Regions from separate parts of the Homo sapiens genome. Here region 2 is linked to region 1. The links are chromatin loops, found by intact Hi-C in ENCODE. Cell type or tissue: Caco-2. All regions are shown on one strand. Links, peaks and the distances in the headings refer to the core of each region. The heading gives the core; the rest is flanking DNA.

Evidence for each region. Peaks named below come from ENCODE experiments on the same cell type or tissue, not always from the same donor. Only the 100,000 strongest peaks of a DNase experiment are listed, where the experiment ranks them.
Region 2: a loop joins it to region 1, with 4 times the contacts of the local background. A loop is called at or near these places in 9 of 110 quality-filtered maps.

The regions. Positions count from the first base shown.
Region 1 is chr22:37,317,066-37,333,733 of GRCh38, forward strand. LOC105373024 (a long non-coding RNA gene) reads right to left here and starts at 15,071. Exons shown (of 4, transcript XR_938232.3): 1 at 14,828-15,071; 2 at 327-440. RefSeq lists enhancers at 869-1,726, 10,252-11,451, 11,899-12,544 and a silencer at 13,443-13,737. In Caco-2, for the core only: no CTCF peak of the experiment used is centred there; DNase peaks (open chromatin) are centred at 6,786 and 9,856.
Region 2 is chr22:37,496,639-37,507,318 of GRCh38, forward strand. It overlaps CARD10 (caspase recruitment domain family member 10), which reads right to left. Exons shown (of 20, transcript NM_014550.4): 7 at 9,554-9,745; 8 at 7,997-8,131; 9 at 7,548-7,663; 10 at 6,547-6,575; 11 at 5,964-6,087; 12 at 381-540. Among named protein-coding and RNA genes, the nearest start is that of MFNG, 16 kb to the left of the region's middle. RefSeq lists enhancers at 5,424-6,023, 6,024-6,621. In Caco-2, for the core only: a CTCF peak has its summit at 1,888 (motif pointing left); DNase peaks (open chromatin) are centred at 1,923, 5,263, 5,923 and 7,391; H3K4me3 peaks cover 525 bases.

The DNA.
Region 1 (16,668 bases), core at 3,689-11,688:
CTGCAGTCAGAATGGCTGGACTGGCTGCACAGGGCTGGACAGGGCTGGACGGGGCTGGACAGGGCTGACTGGCTGTCCCTTGCAGGGACGGGGTCTCTGTCCGGAGTAGAGCCCTGGCCTGGACGTCCTAAAGGGGGAGACATCTGGTCTATCAGGGCCCAAGGGCTCGAGCAGCCCAGTAGACACCCATGGACACAAACAAGCATGGGCCTCCCCGCCACTCGTGCTGGGCACAGTCACCCCTGCTGGGGCTGGCATTGGGCCTGGCACTGGGAGATTCGCGCACTCTTGCTTTCTGGCTGTGGGGCCCCGAACGAGTTGCTTACCCTCTCTGGTTGGAATTTTCCTCCCTGAGAGGTTGGGCCAGGTGAGTTCCATGATGCAAACCTTGAAGGGAGACTTCCACATGCAACAGGCACCGCTGCAACACAGCTCCTGCCCTGGAAGGGATGGCGGGGGAGGAAGATGAGCAGGTACCACGAAAGCCATTACTGTGTCAGGGCACGGGGCGGGGGGGTGACGTAGCCGTCAGAGCCACCCAGAGGGCCATGGTGAAGGCTCACCTCTACCCTGTGCCTTAAGCAGGTTTCCTAAGCTCTCTGAGCCTCAGGTTTCCCATCTATAAAATGGAAATAATTAAATATATGTAAAATGCTAACAACAGCGTTAGGCAGCTCCTGGGACGTTACATGCTACTATTATTATGGTCACAAGGCAGACTGTGGGCATGCATTCATGGAGCTACAAAAACATGGAATTGGGGCCATTTGAGGGGGAAAGATTCATGTGGGCAGTGGGGTAGTGGGGGAGATCTGGGAAGACTTCTTGGAAGAGGTGTGCTCAGGAAAGATAAGCCAAGTGGAGGTCTGAGCCTTCCAGCCAGTGGGGCCAGTAGGAGACAGGACAAGGAGGGCAGGTCGAGGCAAGGTATTTCTGGAACTCCCCTGGGCCCCAAACACAAGCCCCAGTGAGTCAAAAGAATGCAAGGTTGAGGGAGGCTGGGTGCTGGCTGGGACTGAGCTGCGTGCACAGTGCAGGATCCTTGCAGCTCTGGGGCTGCAGCTTTGGCCGCATGAAGCTCTGAGGGGGCATTCAGTAATGTGGCTGCTGAACGGAGACATCCCAGCCTGAGGGAGGACTAGCTTGGCACAGAAGGCTCTGGGTTGGAATAGGCCAGGGCAGCGGGGCTTGGAGAAGGCAGAGTGGGCCCCTGCCAGGTACCTGGGGAGGAGGAGCCCCTCCATCTTGAAGCCTGGCACACAGAGCTGCCAGGGGACAGGAGATGGGGGCAGGCAGCCCGAGTCGAGTGGCAGGTATGAAAGACCTGGAGAAATTGATTTATTAGGGACATAAAAGGAGCTAAATATGTTTGCCGGCTCAGTGATGACTCAGGCCTTCCCCAGGGGTCTGCAAGTGTGAGCATCAAAGACAGGCCTGCTCCCACCAGGACACTGCAGGCTCCAGACCCTCCTTCCCTTCAATGGGAGGACCACCTCCTACCCCAAGTGTCCTGAGAGCCTGGCCTCTGAGGGGCACCAGAGACCCAGCCACTCACTCCTGCATGCCTCCCAACTCTCCAGACTGCACCCAGAATGGCTGAAGAATGAAGCCAGAGAGTGACACACATCTGGGTCAAAATCCTGGCCTTGCCCCAAACTGCCATGTGATCCTGGCCCAGTGGGGACCCTCTCTGGACCGTCCCCGCGAGCCAGCCCCACCTCCCTCCCTGTCTGGCAATGTTGTCCCATCCCTTTTGGCTTCTTCCTGACAGCACAGCCTCCTCTGCCCAAGATCCAACAACCACCCTCCAGGAGAAAAGCCAGACTCCACAGGGCCTCTTTGGGGAGAACATGCTCTTCCCGTGGTGGTTCCAGGCCGGGCGCTGGGCTCTGGAGAAACGTGGGCGAATCTGGTCTGCAGGCAGGGCCGGCGGAGGAGGATGAAGTGACCTCGCTATGGGGACAGCGTTGGGAGCGACGGTAAGGATGAGGGAAGAGGGGCTGTGGGGCCTGGGGAGACTGGAGCACGGAGCCCCCACACAGGAGTTTGGCACATTTGAGAAGCGGTGAATTCTTTGGTGGGCCTGGAGGAGGCCTGCCTAGAACAGCTGGACTTGGAATGCAACAGAAGCGGAGACACACTGGCCAGCCTGCGTGGGTGACTTTACCAGGACGGTGACGGGGAGCCAGGAAAGGGTTCAAAGCAGGAGAGAGACGGCTGGAAGCCGTCTGGGGATAGCCCCTAGGATCGACCACTCAAGGGATGGATTAAGGAGGCTAGGTGGGCCACAGGGGGCTGGAGGAGGTGAGGGAGGAACAGAGCGGTCGCTGGACAGGAGGAAAGAGGCTTGATGGGCCTCCGGGGCTAAGACTTGTGGGAGGTGACAGCATTCCCCGAAACAGCCCAGCGAAGGGCAGGTGTGGGGAAGGAGTCGGGCGGAGGGGAGGTGAACAGGTCACACTGCGTCAGAGGGGCAGCAGGACCTCCCCGTGGACACCTTCAGCTGCGAGTTAGACAAGAGTCCTGGGCTCAGCAGAAAGCCCTTCCCACCTCCTCTTCCGCACCCTCTCACCCTCTTATCTCCTCCTCCTCTCCCCACTCCCACCTCTCCCACTTGCCCCTCCCTCCCCTGTCTGCCCGATTCCGCCCCCTCCCCTTTCTTGGCCATTTAGTCTTGGCTCAGTGGTGTGTACTGGCAGGCACCTGGGTCCTGGGGTCCACCTGCAGGCCTGGGTTCCAATCCCAGTGTGTGGGTTCTTAACAGCACGTGACCCTCAAAAGTAACCCACAAAGACCCAGGTTTGCCCTGGACACCCCGGCCCACCCCCACCATGCCCAGCATCAGTATGTCATGGCCAAAGCCGCCAACCATGGAGCACTCGCTAAGGCCAGCGCCTCCCACTACATGCTGTCTTCCAACCTTCCAGCACTCCCTAAGCAGGCGTGACTATCCCCATTTTACAGAGAAGGGCCCTCAGGCGCACTCTGGCCCAGCCAAGAAGGACCTGAGCCGGCATGGAACCAGCGCCATCTGATCTGAAACCTGTGTCAGGGCGACCACAAACTCATCATCCATAATAGCCCTTCCTATGAGTGCTGGAATCTGGATTCCAGGGGACGCCAGGACAACAGGCAGAAACCAGGACTGCTCCAGGCACCCCAAGACATAGGGTCACGGTAGAGATCAGACATATCCACAAGGTGCAGCAAGGAACTGGGGTCATTCTGGGTGGCCCTGTGGACTGGAAGAGTTGTGCCCCGTGGCTGCTTTATCCTGGAGAAGGAAAGGACAGCTGTTTCCTCCGGAGCAGATGGGGTTCAGCCACCAATTCACCCAGCGAACTTTTCTCCACGGTGAGTCTCCCCAAGTCCTACCCCAAAGTGGCACCGTGTGGACTGACACTGGATTGGGTAAACCTGGTCTACTGCACGCCGTCAGCAGATATTAGCTGTCACTGTTATATTCTTGATGGAGTCTCCCTCGAGAGGGCTGAGTTCAAGGACTCTGAACAGGACAGAACCATGGAAGGCAATGGGGGCTGTCCATGCCATCCTGCCAGCTCTCCTCCTGCAGGAAGCCCTCCCTGACCACCCCTGTCCCCGGGGCTACTTTAAGACTCCAGAGGTTTCACCATTTGGCTTTTGGTGGGCTGGCTTCGTGGTCTGGGGTTGCCAGGCTCAAAGTTTTTGTTCGGCTGCTGAACACCAAGGCCTACAAGCCCTCTCCTTTTCCATCCCTCTCAGCTTCTGTACGGGGGCCTCCAGCCCCATCCAGAAATGCCCTGGCCTAAAAAAGCACCCTGCCTGTTCTTCCATGATGAAATCAAAGGTCACAGACATTCAGGCACACGCCCTAAGTCACCCAGCACGGAGGCTCCATGAAGAAGACCGAGGCAGAAGGCGCCGGCATTTGTAGAACATACTTCATCTCATCTGATCCTCCCAGGAGCCCACAAGGTAAACAGGATTATTCCCATTTAACAGATGAGGACGTGGAGGCTCAGAGAGCTTGTGACTTGCCCAGAGTCACACGACCAGGAACAGGCATCTGATCCAATTGCTAAGGCCAGGAGGAGCCACCAGCTAGAAGGCTCCAGCAGAAGGGCAGGATTAATTCTGTGACCTTTCCAGTCCCTGTGATCCTTTGAGGCTAAAGCTTAACTCTTCTCTTTCTCCCTCCCCCAAGGGATTTTCAGTTCATAAATAAGAGCCCAGAGGGGACCAACCTTTGATCCAAAGAAATGATTTTTTCAGAAAATGTCCCCCATTTAAAAATTAATAAAACATGCTCATTGCAGAAAATTGGAAAGCGCAATGAAGAGGAAGAAAAACTTAGACCAAAAAACAAATGAGATCATGTCCTCTGTTGCAACACGGCTAGAGCTGGAGGCCATTATCCTAAGCAAACGAACATAGACAGGAGCAGAAAACCAAATACCGCATGTTCTCACGTATAAGTGGAAGCTAAATAATGAGGACACATGAATACTAGGAGAGGGACAACAGACACTGGGGCCTTCTGGAGGGTGGACAGTGGGAGGACGGAGAGGATTAGAAAAAAATACCTGGTGGGTATTATGCTTATTACCTGGGTGACAAAATTATCCGTATACCAAACTCACATGGCAGTTTATCTATATAACAAACCTGCACATGTATCCCAATCCTAAAAGTTAAAAAAAAACCTAGACCAAGAATTCCTCTACCTGATAATTTTGTAAACATTTCAGAATATTTCCAACACACCTGTTATGTCTCTGCAATGATACTGCAAATGCAGTTTTGTAACCTTAAGCCAATTTTTTTTTTTTTTCTGGAGACAGATTCTCGCTCTGTCCCTGAGGCTAGAGTGCAGTGGCACAATCTCAGCTCACTGCAACCTCCTCCTCCCAGGTTCAAGCGATTCTCCTGCCTCAGCCTCCCGAGTAGCTGGGATTACAGGCATGCACCACCACACCCGGCTAATTTTTGTATTTTTAGTAGAGGCGGGGTTTCACCATGTTGCCCAGGCTGGTCTCGAACTCCTGACCTCAAGTGATCTGCACGCCTCGGCCTTCCCAAAGTACTGAGATTGCAGGTGTGAGGCACCATGCCCGGCCTAACACTTAAGCCTTAAAACTATGAAATCCGGATGTCCACGTGTATACCAGCCAGGACAGGTTAGGTTACACTGTGGCAACAAATATCCCCAAATCTCAGTGGCTTCACACACCACAAGAGGTTATGTCTTGCTCACACCCTATGCCCTGGGATTGCAGGGTAGGGATCGGCATGGAGTCTCTGCTTATCATAGTCACTCAGGGACCTAGGCTGAGGAGGTGCCATCCTGGCATGAATTGCCAGGAGCGCTGTCTGGATGTGACATGCCACTTCCGCTCACATTGCATTGGCCAAAACATGTCACATAGCTACCTCACTGCAAGGCCAGATGAAATACCATCCTACCACCGGCCATGCAACATGGGAGGACAGTAATACTTGGGGTGTGGCACTAGTGCCGATTATAGCTAGGGTGACCAATTGTCCCCATTTTCTCAGGACCAAGGAGTTTTCCAAAATGCCGGCCTTCTTGTGCTAAAATTGGGAAAGTCCTGGGCAACCCAGGAGGACTTGTCTGCTCCTATTGTACCACGTTGTGCGGTCTTTACACACTCACTTTTCAAAACTGCACAGCAGCCATCTTTTAGATGAACCAAGGTTTCTCTCCCCAGTCCCCTATTGCTGGAGACTCAGACTGTTTCCAGTATTCCATGTTTATAAATACATTGTCTTAAATACCTCCATGGATAAAACCATGTCTACTTCTCAGTGGCTTCTCAGAGGTGCCATTGGTGGCCGTTTACAGGCTCACAATACCTGTTATCCATAGGTAATTCAAAAAGGTTGAAACAATACAATTTGCCTTCTGCAGCGAAAGCACGTACCTGCTTTCCTTACCTTCTCCTGGAGCCCAGAGCAGTCATTCTCTAATTGTAGCCTCCAGCTCACCTGGAGAGCTCCTTAAAACAGATTGCTGGTCCCTAGCGCCAGAGTTTCTGATCCACGGGGGCTGGGATGAAGCCTAACCTTTGCGTTTTTGTGTGTGTGGTTTGTTTGTGGGTTTTTTTGTTGTTTGTTTGTTTGTTTGTTTTGATGGAGTCTCGCTCTGTTGCCCAGACTGGAGTGCAGTGGTGCAATCTCGGCTCACTGCAAACTCCAGCTCCCGGGTTCAAGCGATTCTCCTGCCTCAGCCTCCTGAATAGCTGGGATTACAGGCGTGTGCCACCACACCTGGCTAAGTTTGTATTTTTAGTAGAGACCGGGTTTCTCCATATAGGTCAGGCTGGTCTTGAACTCCCGACCTCAGGTCATCCACCTGCCTCAGCCTCCCAAAGTGCTGGGATTACAGGCATGAGCCACCGCGCCCGGCCAGATGCCACCACTTTGCCACCGAACAGGTGACCCTGCTCAGCTACTCACCAGAGGTCTAACCTGGAGCAAATTATGCAATTAGCCTCTCTTAGCCTAGGTTCCTATCTGTGAATTGGAGCAGTTGGGAGGATGGACTACCAGGGTAACCATGAGTTCAGTTAAAAATAGTTACAGTTATTCAGCGGTAAATTAAATAACTTTATGTTTTAAAATATTTGTGAGTTTGAATGGAACTGCATTGATTAACATTTGTATTCCTTTCATATCTGAGTGGGAATGGACTTTCTCCCTGTGAGGGTTAAGCATTTGTGTTTCCTTTCTAGTGTGAATCATCGCTCCTGCCCTTTGCCCATTCACCTGCAGGTTTCTCTGCCTTTCCTCTCCGTCTGCCTGGGATCATTACAGAGCAAAGATAAACCCCCATGGCCGTTCTTGATTGCTAGAGATTTTTCCAAAGCTGTTGCTCACCTGTCTGCTGGGGCCATTTTTCTGGCTTACAAAGTGGCCGAATCCATCTGACTTTCCCATTTTTATTTTCTCTATCACTTTTAAGCTTAGATTGGAGCCCTTCTCCAGAATGTGACAATATAAAGGAAATGGATTTTGAATGATGAGATTTCCTGCACCTTGAGGGGTGGTGGGGGTGGGGGATCCTGGCTCAACTCAAACCCTGTGGTGGTGATAGAAGGCATAGTCAGAAACCAAGAGCCCCTCAGCACCAGGACAACCCACCACCCTCAGCTCTCCTCGACATTAGCCACGCTGTCTCTCTCCCCATTTGCAGAGTCCCCCCGCAGAGAGGCACAGGGCAGGCCAGAGCTGGATGCGCGGCTGGAAGGTCAAAGGCATCATCCTCAGGTTGGAGACAGGATGACCGAAGGTGTAAGAACTGGCCAGAGGAGTTGGACAACTCCCAGCTCAGGTCTCTCCTCGACTGCTTTGGCCGTGTGAGCTTTGCCTCTCTGGGTCTCTGTTGTCTCATCCATAAAATGGGCCTGACCATGCCCAAGTCAACGGAAGGATTTAAATAGATCAGCGCCCTGAGGTCGGTGCTGGACGCCGAGTACACGCGCCCAGTACACAGGGCTTGAGCTCATTACACGCCCCAGTTCTGTTCCTGGGGTGGTGGCGTGAACCCCACTGCCTTTGCCTTTAATTGCACTGAAAATATCCAGCACCGCTGATATCAAGGGCCCAGGTCCCGGCGGAAATGAACTCCCAGACTTGGGCGCCCAGGTTTCCGTGCGCGACCCCAGCCCCTCCGGCTGCAGCTCAGCCCATCGGCCCTGCGCGGGAACAGTGTCACCCGGGCACCCGGGCCAGAACAGGCCACGCGTGTCCCAGGAGCGCGGGAAGCTCCCACGCCCCCTCCCCCGCACCGCTCCTTTGGCTGGCAGAGCGGGTCCTCAGCGCGTCTCAGCCGCACCAAGCGCCTCCCGCTCCCGCGCCACCCGGGCGCGCTGCTGGGGCCTGATTTCCATAATAATCAGCCAGAGATCTCCCGAAAAGGCTGGGAGCGGCCGCCGCCGCCCACCGGGGAAGCTCCCGAGGGTGGGCGCCCCCCTTCCCACCCTCCCTGCCGCCGCCGGGAGGGAGCCTCGTTTTTAAAAGCTTTCGAGAAACCGTCCGTGCGCAGGAGGCAGCTGGGAGACACCCAGGATGTCGTTCTCCGCATTAAGGAGGGGGACGGCGGTGGGGGAGGTGGGAGAGGCCGCGGCGCAGGTGTAGACCAGGCTCAGAGGCAAGGAGGGGAGGAGGGAAACTGAGGCAGCCGCGGGGTGGGGAGACGTTTCAAGGTATATTCTCACTGCAGCCTCACGGCGACCCTGCGGGTGAGTTATCTGCTATGCCCCACTTTACAGGTGGGGAAACTGAGGCCTAGAGAGGTTTCCAGTCTTCCAAGCTGGCAAGTGGCTGGGCGGGGACCCTTTTCCGAGTTGGGGGATTCAGATCCCCTGGCCTGCCCGGCACACTGCCTCCTGCCCAAAATGGGCAGCGTAGAAGCAGGATGCTCTGTGCATCCCAAGATGGGAGAACCAACCCGAAAGGGAAAGACCAGGGGGCTGAGGTCCGGCACACACTTGGAGCTGATCTGGTCCAGAAGCCCGTGGGCTCGCAGAACCTAGTTTGAACCCCAGCTCTGCCACCTCCCAACCATCCCCCAAGGGGTGGGCAAACTACAGCCCCTAGGCCAAATCCTGTCAAACTGTTATGGTACAACCAGAAACCAAGCATGTTTTTTTTTCTTTTTTTTCTCTTTTTCTTTTTCTTTCTTTCTTTTTTTTTTTTTTTTTTTTTTTTTTTTTTTAGATGGAGTTTTCGCTCTTGTTGCCCAGGCTGGAGTGCAGTGGTGCGATCTCGGCTCACTGCAGCCCCTCCCTCCTGGGTTCAAACAAGTTTCCTGCCTCAGCCTCCCAAGCAGCTGGGACTACAGGCACGGGCCACCACACCCGGCTAATTTTTTTGTATTTTCAGTACAGATGGGGTTTCACCATATTGGCCAGGCTGGTCTCAACCTCCTGACCTCAGGTGATCCACCCTCCTCGGCCTCCCAAAGTGCTGGGATTACAGACATGAGCCACTGCACCCGGCTAGGTTTTTTCTATTTCTGAAGATAAAAAAAAAAATTCCTGACATGTGAAAATTATATGAAATTTGAATTTCCATGTTCATCCACTTTTTTAATTAAAATACAGCCACACCCACTTATTTCTGGTACTGTCTATGGCTGCTTTCCCTCTACGGTGGCACCGTTGAATAGTTTTGACCAAGAAGCATGGCTCGTAAAGTCAAAAATATTTACTATGTAGCCTTTTCCAGAAAAGCTTTGCCCATCCCTGCAATAATGGGGCAACGATGAAGCCTCTACGCCTCGGTTTTCTCACCTGGACAGATGGGAATGCCATTAAGTGAGGATGAAGTGAAGGCTGGGAAAGCCCTGAGCACAGTTGGCAGCACCCATCTTAGAAATGCCTTTGACCGGCCCGGTGCAGTGGCTCACGCCTGTAATCCCAGCACTCTGGGAGGCCGAGGCAGACGGATCCCCTGAGATCAGGAATCCAAGACCAGCCTGAGCAACATGGAGAAACCCCATCTCTACTAAAAATACAAAATTAGCCAGGAGTGGTGGCGCATGCCTGTAATCCCAGCTACTCGGGAGGCTGAGGCAGGAGAATCGCTTTAACCCAGGAGGCAGAAGTTGCAGTGAGCTGAGATTGTGTCACTGCACTCCAGCCTGGGTAACAGAGTGAGACTCCGTCTAAAAAAAAAAAAAAAAGAAAGAAAGAAAGAAAAAGAAATGCCTTTGACTTTTGCCAAGCCCCTGCTGCTTGCTGCCTCCCCATCCCGAATCACGGCTACCTGGGTGGATGCACTTTGAACTCAAGATATTCATCCCCTGCCCCCATTCATCCTGCTTGTCCTCACTCCAAGCTTATCAACCTGGCCTCCAGCCACCCTCTCCCGTCAGTGACCCAGCCTGACCGGTTCCACCTCCAGCACCCAGCACAATCCCTGCCCCACACTGGTTCTTAGCAAACATTTTCTTTCTCTTTTTTTGAGACGGAGTTTCACTCTTGTTGCCCAGGCTGGGGTGCAATGGCGCAATCTCAGCTTACTGCAACCTCTGCCTCCTGGATTCAAGCAATTCTCCTACCTCAGCCTCCCAAGTAGCTGGGATTACAGGCATGCGCCACCATGCCCGGCTGATTTTGTATTTTTAGTAAAGATAGGGTTTCACCATGTTGGTCAGCCTGGTCTCGAACTCCTAACCTCAGGTGATCTGCCCACCTCGGCCTCCCAAAGTGCTGGGATTACAGGTATGAGCCACCGCACCCGGCCTCAGCAAACATTTTCTAGATGGATGGATGGATGGGTGGATATTTTGCAGTCTTTCTCCATTCCTTCAACTCTAGCCTCCATCATCTCCTTCCAGGTCTCCCTGCTCCCCCCTTCATTTCATCCCCGACTCTGTAGCCAGGGTCACCTGCCTCCTCCCTGGATCCCCAGTGCAGCACAGGTGCTGAGCCACCCCCCTCCACCAAACACCCAAACTGCTAGCACTTCCCTGAGCCCAGCAGGTTGTATCAAGCCTCCAGATGTTTGCCCATTCAGTTTTCTCTGCCTGGAACCTTCTTTATTCCCAGTCCAATGGGCTTTGCATCCTCTACTTGACCCCCAAGACTTAGTTCAGGACCAAAGCCTTTGAAGCCATTCCAGGTCTCTCCCCCTTCTCCCACTGCCCCAGTATACAAACCTATCTCGGTACCAGTGGGACTTTGGTACCTTTATGAATATGCATGAGTTTCTCCTGGTGAGCCTGTGAGCCTCTTGAGGGCCAGAACTGTGACTAGTATTTCTTTTCTTTTTTCTTTCTTTTTTTTTTTTTTTAAGACAGAGTCTCTCTCTGTTGCCCATGCTGGAGTGCAGTGGCACAATCATGGCTCACTGCAACCTCCACCTCAAGCGATTTTTCTGCCTCAGCCTCCCAAGTAGCTAGGATTACAGGCGCCCACCACCACACGCGGCCAATTTTTGTATTTTTAGTAGAGATGGGGTTTCACCATACTGGCCAGGCTGGTCTTGAATTCCTGACCTCAAGTGATCCACCCACCTCGGCCTCCCAAAGTTCTAGGATTACAGGTGTGAGCCACCGCATCCGGCCTATGACTAGTATTTCTGAATCACCAGTCCCAGCAAAGGCATGCCGCGGAGAAGACAATAAATTTTTAATAAATGAGTCAACGGAGGAAGGAAGGAATTAATATAGCTGGGATCATCTCCCTCCCTGGCTCAACAACTTTCAGATGCTTCCCAGGTTCTCTCTGTCAAGGCCCAGCCTGGTCTTCAAGTCTTGAAGCCCTATATGAAATGGCTCTGGTTCACCCCCGCAACCTTGTCTCAAGCTGCATCTCCCATACAGTCTTCCCGAAGCAGTCCTGGCCTCCAAGCCTCCATTCATGCAGTTCCCCCTCCCTGTTTCTCCTCCTTAGCCTACCCACATTTGTGCCTGTGGGGGCCCTGGCCATCCTTGGAGATCTTACAGGGCTTCAGCAATCCAGGGGCACCTGCAGTAGGGACCAGCTACCCCATTTCCCAAATCCCACAGCAGAAGGCAGTGAGCAGGGGCTTTGACCAGGAGGACCTGGGTCCCAAATGAATCCTGCCAATGTTTACTATGGAGATGTCAATTCGGCTCTTGGAGTAAAGAGGAAGAGTCCCTTTTACTTGTCTCCTGGGGCTGCTGTGAGGTTAGAGATACTGTAACCTCTCTAGCGCACAGTAGGTACTCAATAATGGACAGCTATTTCCAGCCTGTACACAACACTTCTGTCCTTCTGAGAGGAGGCTCAGAGAGCAGACCTACAGCTCCCCGCAACCTGCAGCCCCAACCTCTCTCTCTCTCTCCCTCTTTCTCTCTCTCTCCCTCTCTCTCTCTCTCTCCCTCTCTCTCTTCCCCTCTCTCTCTCTCTCTCCCTCTCTCTCTCTCTCCCTCTCTCTCTCTCTCTCTCTCTCCCTCTCTCTCTCTCCCTCTCTCTCTCTCCCTCTCTCTCTCCCTCTCTCTCTCTCTCCTCCTCTCTCTCTCTCTCTCCCTCTCTCTCTCCCTCTCTCTCTCTCTCTCTCTCTCTCTCTCTCTCCCTCTCTCTCTCTCTCTCTCCCTCTCTCTCTCTCTCTCCCTCTCTCTCTCTCTCTCCCCCTCACCCCCGACAGTGCCTGCAGCCACCGACTGATGCTGGCGTGGACAGAATGACAATGAGGCCAGGACCTAAGCGAGCCCATCTGGGAACCTAAGACTGTGGCAGAGGCTCAGATGAAGCCAGGGCTTGGGAGGGGCTAGACAGGGACGGGGCAGGCAGGCAGGGCAGAGCAGGGATAGGAGCAGGGCAGTGATCTGCCACTGACTGTACAGCTGGGTGTCAGCTTTCCCTTCTGCCCAATGGGTGAATCATTCCCCCTCTCAGGTCTTGTCCTGAGTACCAAGGGCCAAGTGAGAGTTTGGGATGAAGAGGGACAGAGCCAGGCAGGGCAGGAGCCAGGGAGCAGGGCAGCGGCAGGGTGGGACCAGGGGATGGGGTTCACGATGGAGATGGGGCTGGGGCAGGGACCAGTCAGATTTCTGATTCAGAGCAATTCAGATTGCTTGGGCAATCAATCGGACAAAATCACCCCCAGGGCAGGAAAAGAGACAGTGAGAATATTGTTGGAGGGGGTGGTGCGTGCAGGGAAGAAGGAAGAGGGAGAGAAAGAAGAAAGAAGGAATCTGAGAAGAGACCGTGGAGGGGACGGGGAGAAACCATCCCCTGCTGGAGTCCTGGAGGCAGCCCCACTGGTGCCAGCCTTCTCCTTTGGCCGGTGGGACCTCTGTGGCCAGAGGGCCAGGGACTCACCCAGGCCCCAGTGAGGGGGAGGCAGAATGGACAGAATAGGTGGGAAGACGGGCATGGGAAAGGGGTAAAAGGGGAGGTAGGGTGTGGTTGGCACAGGCCTGCATAGCTAACAATCAGAGAGACGGCCGCCCCTCCTTTTCGAGTCCACATCACAGGTGGAGGGGCCAACTCTTGCCACACGGCCAGCTCATTCCACCTCATTGCCTTTGCCCAAGCCAGTGCCCTGCCTGGGGTGCCTTTATTTCCCTACCCTCACCCCAAACATTTAATCCTCCTCCCTAATTCCTCCAACATTCACCCCAGCCCTGATCTCCCTCAGCAATGACTGTCTCACCCTCACCCTCAGAGCTTGGTGTGAGCGGGGTTACAGTCTGGTGGTCCAAGGATGCTTGCTGGTGTCCCATAAATGTGCTTAGTCCTCACAAGCAGCATGGACGAGCATCACAGCCTGGTGGTTAGGCTCACAGGCTTGGGACTCCACTGGGCCAGGTTCTAGTCCCAGCAGCTTCGTTTTCACATAGTAGTTGCTTCATAAATGCTAGGTCCCCTCCTCCTGTTCCATTGCTAGCTCAGAATGTGCACACAGCAGGTGCCCAGTGGTGGCTTCTGGGCTGAGGTGCCCTTCTGTTCCCTAGTGGGCCCCTTGTCCCTGACAGGACACAAAGATGTCACCCCTGCCTTGGCCTCCAGGCCCAAGCCTGAGCAGTGAAGCTTGGGAGAAAGGCCCCATTGCTCATTCCCCTTGAGTCTGCAGCTTGGGCAATCAATCGGTCGCCATGGAAACCAGCCTTCCAATCAGAAGCAGGCACTTCTTGGCTGCGCCAGCGCCACCTACCCACCCACTCAGGCCTGGCTGTGCGGTCCCTCACCTAGGACTGCCAGGGGTTGGGGGCGGGGAGGAGAAAAGGGAAACTGGCATAATTGGGGCACACCTGCTTCTATCCCTAAAGCCCTGAGAGTCTCCAAAGAAAGAGCATTTTCTTGGGGTGGGGGTCACTACTTCAGTGGCCCCCTGATTTTTACAGCATTCATTCCTACAGAGTATGGCCCTTGGTACTCAGAACAAAACCTGAGGGGAGGGAATGATTCACCCATTGGGCAGAAGGGAAAGCTGAGACCCAGCTGTAGGGTCAGTGGCAAAGCTAGGTGCATGCCCCCTCCCTGAGCCCCCATCTCCTTCCCCCTCCTCCCTGGCCTGAGGAATGGGACAGGGAAAGGAGGGGCAGAAGAGTTCCTGGCCCACTGCAGCCAGCACCTGCCTTCCCACTAAATCTACGCCTGGCACTTCCAGGGCCCATTAGCGCCGGGCCCACCAGGGCCCATTAGCCAGCATCTATGGGCCTCTGCACCCACCTGCCCACCCACGCCCAGCTGCAGCCTCCCGCCCAGGCCCCTCCTTCCCCCACTGCCAGCTGGGATTGGACAGAGCCCAGGCTCTGAGTCACACAACCCCACGTTCAACAACTGGCTCCTCGCTGCTGAGACTAAGCAAGCCAGGAAACCTCTCTGAGCCTCAGTTTCTCTGTTTGGAAAATGGAAAGAATTACTCCTGCCTTACAAGGGAGTGATGAGGACTCAGAGTGCATAAAGAGCTTAACACAGGGCCTGGTATGGACTCAGTAAAAGGGAGGCCACCTTCCCCATCCCTGTTCCCTCTCAGTACCCAAAACTGTCCCTTGGAGCTGAGCTAAGGCATCCACCTGCCAGGAGAAGGTAGAAGACAAATTCTACTATTCTTAATAACCAGCCCAGGAAAGCAAATTACAAATAAGATTTAGAGAAGGGCAGCAACTTGCCCCCTACCCCAACACTGGGAGGGATGGGTAGGATTTGAACCCAGGTCTGTCTGACTCAGACCTGAGCTGTCTCTGCTGCAGCCCAGCCTCTCCCGACCCTGACCCAGCCCTGCTCCAGCCAGCCAAAGCCTGTCACCCTGGGCCACTAGTGCCCAGCTCTGCACTGACAGAGCACCTGCTATGAACTTGGCATGCCAGGTGCCCACCACCACATACAGCACCCCCAGCACTTACAGGGCTGCAGAAGGGAAGTCGAAGGGATGTTGAGTCATGCTGGGGGATCTGACCTGGTTGAGGATGCTGGGGAGACTTCTGGAAGGAAGGCGGAGGCTAGACCAGCTCCCAGCCACCACACAGCTGGTGCTGCCGCCTGCTGTTTGAAGCTTTTGCCCTCTCGGCCTAGAAGTCTCCCATTATGGTGCTGTGTCTGCTGGGACCCACGGGGCGCTGCACAGGGAACCATGTGGCCGTGAACCTCAAGTCCAGCCCAGCAGGGGTCAATTGTCTCAGCCCACCCCTCCCTACCCCCAGTATCCTCTCTCCTTTATAGATCATCCATTAAGTGCCAGACACTGCAGAAGGCACATTGACTAATATTAAATATTAGCCCAGCTACCCTGCTGGGCTGTCCTTCTTAGAAATGAGGAAGTGGAGGGTTAAGTGGATTTCTCAAGGTCGTGCAGCTGGTAAATGGCAGAACCAGGATTTGAACTCAGGTGTGCATGACTTCAAAGGAAGACACCACTGAGGCCTCCTCTACTGGGTCTGCCTCCCTACCGCCCCTGGCTCCTTGATGAAGACTCCTGTAGGACAGGATGGAGCAACTTGCTTCCAGCTATTATGAGATTTCTGCTTCTCCCTTCTCTCCTCCAGAAAACAAATTGATTCATCAAATTACACCTTTAATCTGTCCTAGGGAAGGGGAGGAATGGGACTCAGCCCCCACAGCAGGAAGCAGGACGGGTAATCAGCCCACCCGTCCTCCCCAGCTCAGGCACAGCCACCCATGCTCTATCCTCCTGTGATTAAACACTAATTGCCGCTATGCTCTCAAATTGAGTATTTCAATTTCCAGAAACGCAAAGTACATTTCAATCAGTTCCTCTCCCAAACCGTTCCTTCTCAGGAGCCAGGACAAGAACATAAGCCCCCCAAGGCCATAGACAGCTAAGCCTCACTCCTGTACTCCTGCCGTCCCTCTCCCCCGCAACCACCGCTTCTCTCCTTCCCGGGTACCCCGTGGGGGAGCTGTGGGCACTCGAAGTGTGTGGGAGCATCCAAGAGACCCTACAATTGTCAGCTCAGAAAAGTGAGGCAGGCCCCCCCAACCCTGGGGTCAGACAAGGGGATGGGGACTGTCCACTAGAGGCAGGGTCCAGGCTGCCTGCTCCTCACCTGCCCCCGACCTTCTCCCTGCACACGGTCATTAGACGCTCATCCCAGCCTTCGGAGTGGACAGAGGCTGGGCAGGAATCCCAGTGGGAGCAGAGACTGGCGGGATGGACACCTGGCCCTTAGTTCCAACTCTGCTACACATCTCCCCTCTCTGGCTCTCAGTGTCCCCATCTGTCCCAGAAAGGGGCTGGGGAGGGGCTCACAGTCGTAGCTGGAAGGTATGTGCTTCCCAGGCACAGGCCCAGGGCCAGGATCCGGCTGGCTGCAGATTCCCCTGGGGGTTCTGAGGAGGGGCCAGAAATTGACTTTTTTTTTTTTTTTTGACGGAGTCTTGCTCTGTGGCCCAGGCTGGAGTGCAGTGGCACGACCTTGGCGCACTGTAACCTCCACCTCCCGGGTTCAAGCAATTCTCCTGCCTCAGCTTCCTGAGTAGCTGAGATTACAGGCACCTGCCACCACGCCCAGCTAATTTTTGTATTTTTAGTAGAAACAGGGTTTCACCATGTTGGCCAGGCTGGTCTCAAACTCCTGACCTCAAGCAATCTGCCCTCCTCGGCCTACCAAAGTGCTGGGATTGCCGTCGTGAACTGTGCCTAGCCAAACTGGCATTTTTGAAAGGCTTTCCAAGCTGGGCATAGTGGCTCATGCCTGTAATCCCAGCTACTCAGAAGGCTAAGGGG
Region 2 (10,680 bases), core at 1,788-9,787, 180 kb after region 1:
GTGTGGGGGTGTTTCATGCCTCACAGTTCAGATAGCGCCCCCTCAGAAACTGCCATGCCCAGCCCAGTCAGACCCGTCCCCATCCACAGGACGCCCCCATCCACAGGACTCCCCAACCCGCCCAGCTCATCCAGGTCTTTCTCGACTTGAAGCGCAGGAATGTAACGTGCTGTCAGTTGGCTCCACCTCCCAGTCCCTGCCCAATCAGACTTCAATTAAGCCTGGCTGAGCAGGCAACCACAGCTAATCACTGAGCCCGCTTCGGCTTTGACCAATCCCCAGAAGCTCTGCCCGGTGATCTTGATCCACCAAATTAAGGGATGTCCAGCCTGGGCAAAAGCACTGACCCTACCCCCCCAGCTCAGGAGGCAGGGCCTCACCTCTCTTGGTTCCATCCTGGCGGACCCAGGCCCAGACAGCACCCTGCGCACCACAGCCCCAGACCATCTGTCCCCATAAAACGACAGTCCATCTGGTCCCTTGTCCTGCGGCTCTGGGCCCCCTGGGGGGCTCCGGCCAGACACCCGAATAGCCAGAGACCTGAGAAGGGAGAAAGGAGATGAGAATTGGAGTCCAATCAGTACTTGGATTCAGTTCAGCATTCTTGGAAAACCACAGTGATTTCATTTCCCAAGTATGCCATGACTCCCACCCCCAGGCCTCTCCATCTTCTGTGCCCTCTTCCTTGCCTTCTCCACCTGGGAAATGCTGATCATCCTTCAAATCTCAAGTCACAAGCAGCCTCTCCCCTGGACCTGGGCACACGGTGCAGTGGAGCCTGCGTGCCACAGAGCACTCCAACTTTGCCTTGCCACGGCCCTTTCGTTTCCTCCATCAGAACGAACACCTTCAGGACCAAACTTCTATACTGTTCCGCTCTGTAGCCCTGGCACCAAACCCAGTGTCTGGCACATAGCAGATGACTAATAAAAGCTTGTTATATAGCCAAGCACGGTGGCTCACGCCTGTAATCCCAGCACTTTGGGAGGCCGAGGCAGGCGGATCATGAGGTCAGGAGTTCGAGACCAGCCTGGCCAACATAGTGAAACCCCATCTCTACTAAAAATACAAAAAAATTAGCCGGGCGTGGTGGTGGGCGCCTGTAATTCCAGCTACTTGGGAGGAGAATTGCTTGAACCCAGGAGGCAGAGGTTGCAGTGAGCCGAGATCGAGCCACTGCACTCCAGCCTGGGCAACAAGACTGAAACTCTGTCTCAAAAAAAAAAAAAAAAGCTTGTTATGCTCACAGTCTGAGGAGGGAGGTCACCATTAGCACGTGGCACAGATCCAAAGGTGGTTACAACCAGCCGTGGAAGCAGAGAGAGGCTTCCCACGGAAGAAGTACCTAGGCTACACGCTGGTGAAGAATAGATGCACTTTGGTGACAGATGGAGGAAACAGAGTTCCAGGCTGAAGGAATATATCAGAGCAAAGGTGTGGAGGACAGAACACAGGATGCGTGGAAGAATTTAATAATAACAATAGCAGCGAACACTTCCTGGGTGCTTTCCATGTGCCAGACACCATGCTGAGCTCCTTGCCCTAATTCTTATTTTACATCCTGGGAAGCAGCTCCCAGGAAAGGCAAGCTGGAGCCACCCTTTGGAGGGCGTGGAACAGAGGCGTCTGGTTTTCCTCCCATGGGCAGGAGGACCACTGACAATTAAGACGTCACCAAAATCCCCATCATGGTAGGGTTCTGCCTGTCCCTGGATGAGAAAAGGTGAGGCCTTGTGGCCAGGCTCAGAGACAAATGGACCCCAAGTCCCCTGCCAGACACCTTGGCCTGGAGGAGGTGGGGAGACCAAGGTCAGCAGGTGTGCTGGCTGGAGAGGCAGCGGGGCGAAGCATCTCCATCCACCCCAGCAGCTGCAGCCCAGACACAGCTGCACTGCCCCCTGCTGCCAGCCTGGGGAGGGCGCGGCTGCAAGGACCTCCCACCCAATCGGCACTGCTGGGGAACAGCCCCGCCCTCTCAGGTAAGACACAGAGCCAGGCCGAGGGGCTGGACAGATGCAGGCATGGGAGGCATCATTCAGTGCCGCATGTCCTGGCTGCATCGAGGTGGCATGGAAAGGGGGCAGGCCTGAGACCTGGCCTGGCTATGCTGGCCCTGGCTTTGTGGCTGGAGCACACGGTCCGCTCCAAACCCCAGGGCAAACTGCACCCTAGCCTGGGCAAATGAGCCGGCTGCTGAGCGTCAGTTACCACATGCATAACACGAAGCTGACAATGACACCCCTTGCCCTCTGTGGGTGCTGGGGGGTGGGGGGGGGGGGCACATGAATAAAAGATAATGCAGGGAGAGGTGGAAACCAGAGGACTCTGGGGCCTCCAAACTGCAGGCCTGGCCCTTAGTGGCTGGTAACATTCACTGGGTTGCGACTGGGACAGCTGGATAATGCTATGGAATAGAAAGTACAATGCTATCCCCCACCCCGCTCCCGCCACCCCAGGTAAATCCAATTATTATCTCATGACCTTTTTGTTCCAGGCATGTGTACCGGGTTTCTCTCACTGTGGGTTGTGGTCAGATGGTCCGAGAAGCACAGCACGCAGGGTGCCAGCAGGAACTCTGGGGTCAAACGGCCCAGCTGCTCAGCCGCTTGAGCCTCAGCTCCACCCACCTCCCTGGCTACTCGCTGAGTTTAGACATGGGCAGCTCTCAGAACAGGGCCCAGGAGACACTAAGTGCTCTGTCAAAACTAGACATTTACTGGCATCAGGTGTGATTCACAACAAATCACCTCTCGCTTGCCTCAGTTTCCCCACCTGTTTCAAACCCACAGACAACTGACCATCATGGCCTCTCCAGACCAGAGCCCAGTAAGCAGCTGGCATCCAGGCTCTTCCACCAACCCTACCCACCCCACCCACCTCTACTCGCTCCCTCCTCCACACCTCTCCCCTCTGCAATGCAAGCATCAAGGCTGACCTCAGCTTTCAACTCAGGTTTTTCAGGCTCTTCTTGACAACTCCTGCAGCTCCCTGAAGACCCAGCTCAGGCGCCCCCTCCTCCAGGACGCCCTTGCCAACCTCCTCAAAGGACCAGTGACTTCTCTGAGCCTCCACAGACCAGGAATACCTGCTCCCAGCACTCCTCGGAGTCTGCAGAGCCCACAGGGGCTTGCCCAGAGCAGGGTCCAGATAGGGTTCCTCCCAGCCCCCCGCCTCAGCAGACAAGCAGGAGGGGTAGAGAAAGGACACAGCAGGGAGAGGGGCTGCCTGCTCCCCGCTCCTGGGACTGGCTGACCAGCTGGCTGCCTGTGTGGTACTAGGAAGCACAGTGTCCTTAGCTACCAGCTCCCAGCCCCCTCCCCAGTCAGGTCAGGTCACAGGCAGACAGGAACGGGGCAAGTCTGCCAGCTCTGCCAGCTCTGAGCAGTGACAGGCCACATGGCCTCAATGAATGTCCCCCAGGGCCCCGTGGGAAGATATCTGAGTAGTCTGCGTGCCTGCTTGGTACCAGGTCAGGGACCTGATGCTGAGACTGAAGCATGCCACACAGATCACCTCAGTCAATCCTCCTGACAACCCGATGGTTGAGATAAGGGAAACTGAGGCACAGGAAAGTTAACTTGCCAAGAATGGGCACAGCTAGTGGGCCGTGGAGCCAGGCAATGACTTATGGGAACCCTCTCTTTGCAAGGACAGAAGGTGCCAGAGATCCCCTGGGGCCACGTGAGCGAGCTGGGCAGTGGTGAGGCTATGCTGGGGAGACGGCACCCCGAAACCCTCCAGTGCTCTCCATGCTCTGCCTCTCTCACCCAGCACCTCACTTGCCCCATGAGTTCTCCCTTGCTGTCCCCCACCTGACTATCTGTCAGCCCAACCCCCGGTCTGCCCCAGCCCCCCACTATCCACCATCCCCTCCCGGCACCCAGGCTCCAGGAGCTGAGAAGGGCAGGGCAGAGAGGCTGAGGGCAAGAGATGGGCAGGAAATGGGAAAGAGGAGAGAAAATGCCCAACATGGTGCCCAGTACAAAGTGGGCACACAATACGGATGTGAGATCTCCAACAGCTGAGACAGTGGGGAGGCACATCGGAATCTCCAACCAGCTCCGAGGGGCCTGTGACTTGGGACCAATTTCTAACTGTCTCTGTACTTCAGTGTCCTGGTCTGTGTAACGAGGTTAAAATTCCAGCCTTGCAGAGCTGCTCTGAGGATTAAACAACAATGGCGACAATAATCATAACTAACCGCGAGCATATGCTGACATCCACCGTGAGTGTGCTAAGCATTCTAGAAGGGATACTCAAACCCCCATAGTGACCCTAAGGGACAGGCACTATGTGAGCCCATTTTACAGAGCAGGAAACTGAGGCACTGGGAAATTCAGAGACATGCCCAAGGTCCCACAGTAGCAAGTGCTGACACCAAAGCCAGCTCTTCCCACCTCGCCATAACACAATCCCAGGAGACACACAAGTTGCCCCGACCTGGGACCTGTCCGGGCCCTCATCTCCCTCTCCCTCTCCTCTCCGCCTGTCTGCCTCTCTCTCTCTCTTTCTCTCTCTCTCTCTGTCCACCACCTCTGCACCTTCCCCAGCCTGTGTTCTTCCCCAGGAACCTCTCTCCTCCCCAGGAACAGCATGGGCAGCAGAAGTGGCCCCATGTGATCGTGGGGCCTGGGCGGGGCTGGGACGGAGGCTCCTGCTCCCTGGCTGCATCCTGGCGCCCCCTGGACAACAGCCAGGACCCCTGCTGCAGCCCAAACTGGAGGAAGGGAGGAAGGGCCGAGGCGAGCAGGAAGGGAGGCGCCTCCACCCCTTCCCCGAGAAGCACGTCCTGCACAGGCAAAAACAATGTCTCGCTGAGCCCACTGCCGGGGGCCAGGTGGGGGCAGGGCCTGGACACTGGCTGACCAAGCCGCTCCGGAGGCCAGAGGCCCTGGTCCTATGCTGTACCCATCTGCTGCGTGACCCATCCCTCTGCACCCAACACCTCCACATTCCAGCGCTGACAGTCCATGTTTCCTATGCCCTTTCCAAAACCCAAATCTGATCAGGTCACTATGAACCCAGACCTGGTACTTCCCAACTGTGGGACCCTGGGCAAGTTGCTTAACCTCTCTGAGCCCCAGTTACCTCCTCTATGGAGCAGAGATAATCGTCATTATGCCTACTCCCTGGACAAAGAGCATGTTGTAAAACAGCCAGCAGCTGGCCTTGCAGTTAATAACTAAACCCTCCCACATTTCCCAGAGTGTACAAGCCAAAGTCCACACTTTCCCAGCCTGACTCAGGAAGCCTTGACTTTCGCCCTTCCCCCTCGCTCCTCCTCCACAGTCACCGGATGCTCTCCCTACCTGCCCTCTCCTCACAGCTGAGTTCCAAGACCACAATGGCCGTGCAGCCCCCGCTCTGCCCCACCCCTCCCTTAGATACACTGGCAGGTGTGAACAGCGGCCACGCACCGGCCACACTAACAGCACGTCGCCTACAGTGCACTCTGCACTAATGGGCTTTGTGACTCCTGTTATGGACCTGTGGCTGGCCCGGTCACAGGGGCTCCTGAGGTGACCCAAGCCCACCCACAGCATGAAACTTTGCTGGGTGGCTCAGTCCCAGGGACTCAGAGCCAAGGGACTGACAGGCAGGACATTGGGACGAGGACAGCTTGTAAGTGACAACTATTACTAAGCACCTGCTACATGCCTGGCAGAGCTGGGTGCTTTGCTTCTGCGAGCAGAGCCCTCAAAAGACCTCCATGCAAAAAGGGTCATCATCTCCCTTTAGCTACTGAGGAAATGGAGGCCCAGAGAAGTGAAGGGACCAGCCCAAGTCACAGGGACGATCAAGAGCGGCAGCAGGATTGGAATCCAAGGGCTGCCAGTGTCTACAGATCTTAATCTTCCAATAGTTGCATAAAACAGGGGCGAGGCAATTGCTCCTCCCACCTCACTCCTGTTCCCCTCTCAAGCAATCACCCCAGCTCCACCCACTGCAGGCAGCTACAGTACCTGTTGAGGAAGTCCAGGCCACAGCCCCGAGCCAGGAGGCCTTCCGGCTTTCCCAAAGGCCACACGCTGTCAGAGGATGAGGACGAAGAGAGGCCAGGGGACCAGGGCTTAAGTGTCACACTCCCTGGGGAAAAAGAATGAGGTTCAGGGATCTGGCACTGGGAAACAGGGATGGCCAGGGTCCATGACAGGGACTGACCCCCCTCCAGCCCAGAGAGGCCTTGGCAGGTTTGAGGCCCCAGGAGCACATCAGACCCACTGGGCTCAGAGATAGGTCAGGGCCCACCAGGCTGACCCCGCAGTTTCCCAGAAGAGGGTGAAAGGTGGCCCAGAACTGAAGAGCCTCGTACATCACAGCCGGGAACAGGAGTGAGGCCCAGGACTGGGCTCGGGGTGAGAGGCTGGAACCAAAGTCCCCAGGGTCCTCCCAAGCACAACCTTCCTGCCTGGCAGGGGCCACGGCGGGGCTTCAGGGAAGGGGATGCAGGCCAAAGGTAGCGCAGGTGGTGCAGGCTTCAGGTGGGCTGCAAAGCCACCTCCCCCGACCAGAGGAGCCCTCCCCACGGAACTCAAGGGCTGTTACCTGTGATGTCTGACATGCTGCTGAAGGATCTGGGCAGAGAGAGGGCAGGGAGGGGGCAGGAGGTGAGGCACAGTGGGCACTCTGCCCCGCTCCCTCCTCCTGCCCCCACACCAGATAAATGTCTCACAGCCCCCAAGCAAATGCAGGCTAGACTCAAGGCAGGGTCCCAGGTACAGGGCACCCATGCCACCTGGCTCCCCTAAACTCCCAGGGTAAGAAGTTAATGTCCTGGCCTCTGTCCAATGTTGTTCCACCTACAATGCCCTGGCATGCCCTTCAAAGCCAGCTCTTTCAATGCCACCTCCTCCTGGAAGCCACCCCTGATCTCTCACCCCTCACCTCACCCTCACTTGCCACCTTTGTGGTTTGTGACTCCCAGGTACGCCTCCTAAATTAAACCATGACCTCCTCATCAGACACCTCCTTGGGACAGATTTACGCAGATCAAGGCCATACTGACCACAGCCTCCCAGGGCCCAGCCTCTCACCAGTAAAGGAATAAATCAAGGGCTGCTTACAGGGGAAAAGCAGTGACAAGGATCGCGCCCCAGGAGGCAGGCTATCTCCCGCCCTTGGTCTTGCCACCAGAGGGTGCGCCTTGGTTTTTCTGGTCCCTATTTGCTGCTGATGCCCAAACCTGGGGCCTGGCTTTCTTGCCGGAGGTCCCTGATACCTTGAAACATTCTCCACGCCCCCTAGTCCTGAACCATCAAGCTTCTCCTTGGGTATAGGATCTTCAAGGCTTGACCCCCAGTGACCCTCCTGCCAGGATGCTTGGCTAGGACTGAGTTCGCTCTGCCCATCGGCCTTATCTTAAGCCTGACCTTGGTCGCCCCTGTGACTCACAGGACCTGGGTTTCCAGAGCTCCAGCCATCTGAGGGCAATAAAGGGAAGTGACTGCCTGGACCTGACTTTGGCATTGCAGATTCTGGGAGGTGGCTGTTCGGGAAACGGCAGCCCCACCTCCCTGGGTGTCTACTGCTATCCCCAGCCATCTCACCTCTTAGGGGGTGCGGGGTCTTCCTCACGCTGCCGGCGGAGGATGGAGCCGGCACTGGGGGGGAAGGGCAGGATGGAGAGCCGATTGATCTCCTTTTCACTGTCTGTGGCTTCCTCCTGCAATGCCATGACAGGGCCTGGGTCACCCCCACTGCCCAGCACCATCCCAGTCCTCAGCACACCTGGTTTGTGCCCATTCCACAAATGAGAAGTAGGGCCCAGAGCAGAAGAGCGGGCTCTGCAAGATTATAGTGTGCGGGTGGCTCCCCACGCCTCCTGGCACCTATGCCTGGCAAGGAAATGGTTCTGGGTGAGCTTCAGTAAAGTACTTGGCCTCCCTGCGCCTCAGTGTCCTCACCTGTGAAATGGATCCTTCAGAAAGCACTCTCCACATTAGTAATAATGCTATAGCAGTGTCCCCCCTTATTTGGGATGGGGCAGTTGTCTTACCGAGTTGTGAGGCTCAGGTCCCCCCATGACAGCTGCCTCCCCAGTTGCTTCTGGGCCTCCCAGAGGGGAGGGGAACTCGCTCAGGCTCCAAGTGCTGCTGAGGTTGGAGCACAGGGAATGGGAGGAGGCACAGGCCTGGAAGAGGGAGAGGAGAGGAAGGAGGTGAGCAGTGCTAGGCCCACGTCAACCACAGTCCTTTACTGAGCACCTGCCATGTGCCAGCACAGGGACAGATCCCTGTCCTCAGGGAGCTCACAGCCTAGAATGGGAGATAAACTGTAAACCAGCAGACATGTGAACAAAATAGCCCCAAGCTGAGACAATAGCAGAAGGAAGGTGCCCAGGGCATGGAAAACACACAAAGACCCCACCCAGCCTGGGAGTCCAAGTACTCTCCAAAGAAACTGTGGTTTGAACTGAGAACTCAAGGGTATAGAGGCGCTAAGTAGGTCAAGCTGGGATGGTCCAGGCAGATCAACAGCATGTGCAAAGGCCCTGAGGCAGGACTGTGATGCATTCCAGTTGAAAGACTGGAACCCACAGAACCAGGCGAGAGGACAAGAGGAACCCCACCCGCAGGGCCTCTTGGCCATGAAAAGGGACTCTGTCTTTACCAAACAGCAAAAAAGCCACTGGGGGTTAAAAAAAAAAAAAAGTCTTGGATTAATGCTGACTTTTCCTATATTCCTCCAGGCCCCAGTGCTTCAAACACCAGGCCTGCGGAGCTCACTGTCAGGCAACTCAAAATAAGAAAACGCAGGCTGGGCGTTCGCACCTCTAATCCCAGCACTTTGGGAGGCTGAGGCAGGAGGATCCCTTGAGGTCAGGAGTTTGAAACCAGCCTGGCCAACATGGTGAAACCCCCATCCCTACTGAAAATACAAAAAAAAACTTAGCTGGGTATGGTGGCAGGCACCTGTAGTCCCAGCTACTAGGGAGGCTAAGGCACGAGAATAACTTGAACCTGGGATCCAGCCTGGGTGATACAGCAAGATTCTGTCTCAAAAAAAAAAAAAAAAGGAAAAAGCAGAGCTCCCGGCAGCAGCCTGAGGACCACGATCCAATTTACAGTGGGTCTGGGACTCCAGCTCCAGTGCTAGCTGGCTGTGTGGCCTTGGGCAAGCCCCTCACCCTCTCTGGGCCCTGTGCGATGAGAGGATTAGACCAGCTGGTCTCTGAGGGATGCTTAGGCCCATGTTAGTCCTGACTAGCTGGTCTCTGAGGCCCAGGTTTTGCATTCTAACATGCACACAGGCACTCAGGCAGCCAGCCTTCCCCAGTTAAATGCAAAGACCAGCTCCAAACTATTCTTAGTGTCCCAGAAGCAACCCCAGAAACTCAGAGACCAACATGCCCCTCCGCCTGCTCACCAGCCCACACCCAGCCCAGCCTGGGTTCAAGTTCCCGCCCCTAACTGAGGACTCTTCCCACTTCCCCCAAGCTTCCTCCCCTGGCTGAGGTCTCCCACCAGGGCCGGCACGTTCCCAGCCCTGGCCAAGAGCTCCTGCCAGGACCCCAGCCTTCCTGCCAGGACCTCCACAATCTTGACCCGCTCACCTTGAGGCAGGTGCCACCCTGGGCCCGCTGCAGCTGAACCTCCAGCAGAGCCTTGGTGCCCTCCAGGCTGGTGAGCGTTGTCAGCAGCTCATCCCGCTCCGCCTCCAGGCCCCGCACCTGCTTGCGGTACTGGTCCTTCTCGATGAGGCTCTGTGAGTACTGCAACTGGATCCGGTCACGGCTCTGGATGGCCTAGGGTTGGGGGAGGGGAGGCAGCAGCTGAAGGAGCCACCTTGGCCCAGCTTTCCTGGCCTATGACTTGGAGAATGGGGACAGTAAGGAGAATGGCAGCTATCACTTACTGAGCACTGTGTGCCGGGCCCTGAGCTAAATTATCAGCTCATTTAAATATCTTCACACTAACTGGCTAAGTTAGATACTATTAATATCATTATTCTCATTCTGCAGACTGGGGAAACCAAGCCAGGAGCGACAGAGCTGGGATTCAAATCGGGCAGTCCATCTGCAGAATCCAGGCTCTCACCATTTCACCAAGAACTGAAAACTTTTCCACGAGACCTGCTGTGTGCCAGGGGCTTCACTCCCAGCATCCCAGTCAGTGGAGAAGCCAGGAGTCAAACCCAGCCCACTGCATCCACAGTGAAGACCAGGGGCTCCAGAGCTGGGCCCATGGTCCAGACCTGTCACCCATGCCTCAGAGAGAGCCGGGGGCAGCCCCATAAAATGCAGATTCCTGGGGCCCACCCCAGACCACCTGAATCAGAACGTCCAGAGAATGAAGCCCCAAATTTGCACTTTCAAGCTTGCCAGGGGATTCTGAGGGCATTTCTAATATGCAGACTTCGGCTGGGCATGGGAGCTCATGCCTTTGATCCCAGCACTTTGGGAGGCTGAGGCAGGTGGATCAGTTGAGCCCAGGAGTTCAAGACCAGCCTGGTCAATATAGTGAAACCCTGTCTCTACTAAAGATACAAAAATTAGCCAGGAATGGTGGCATGCCTGTAATACCAGCTACTTGGGAGGCTGAGGCAGGAGAATCACTTGAATCTGGGAGGCCTCAGTGAGCTGAGATTGCACCACTGCACTCCAACCTGGGCAACAGAGCTAGATTCAGTCTCAAAAAGTAATAACAACAATAATATACAGACTTCAACTCCTCTAGTGGG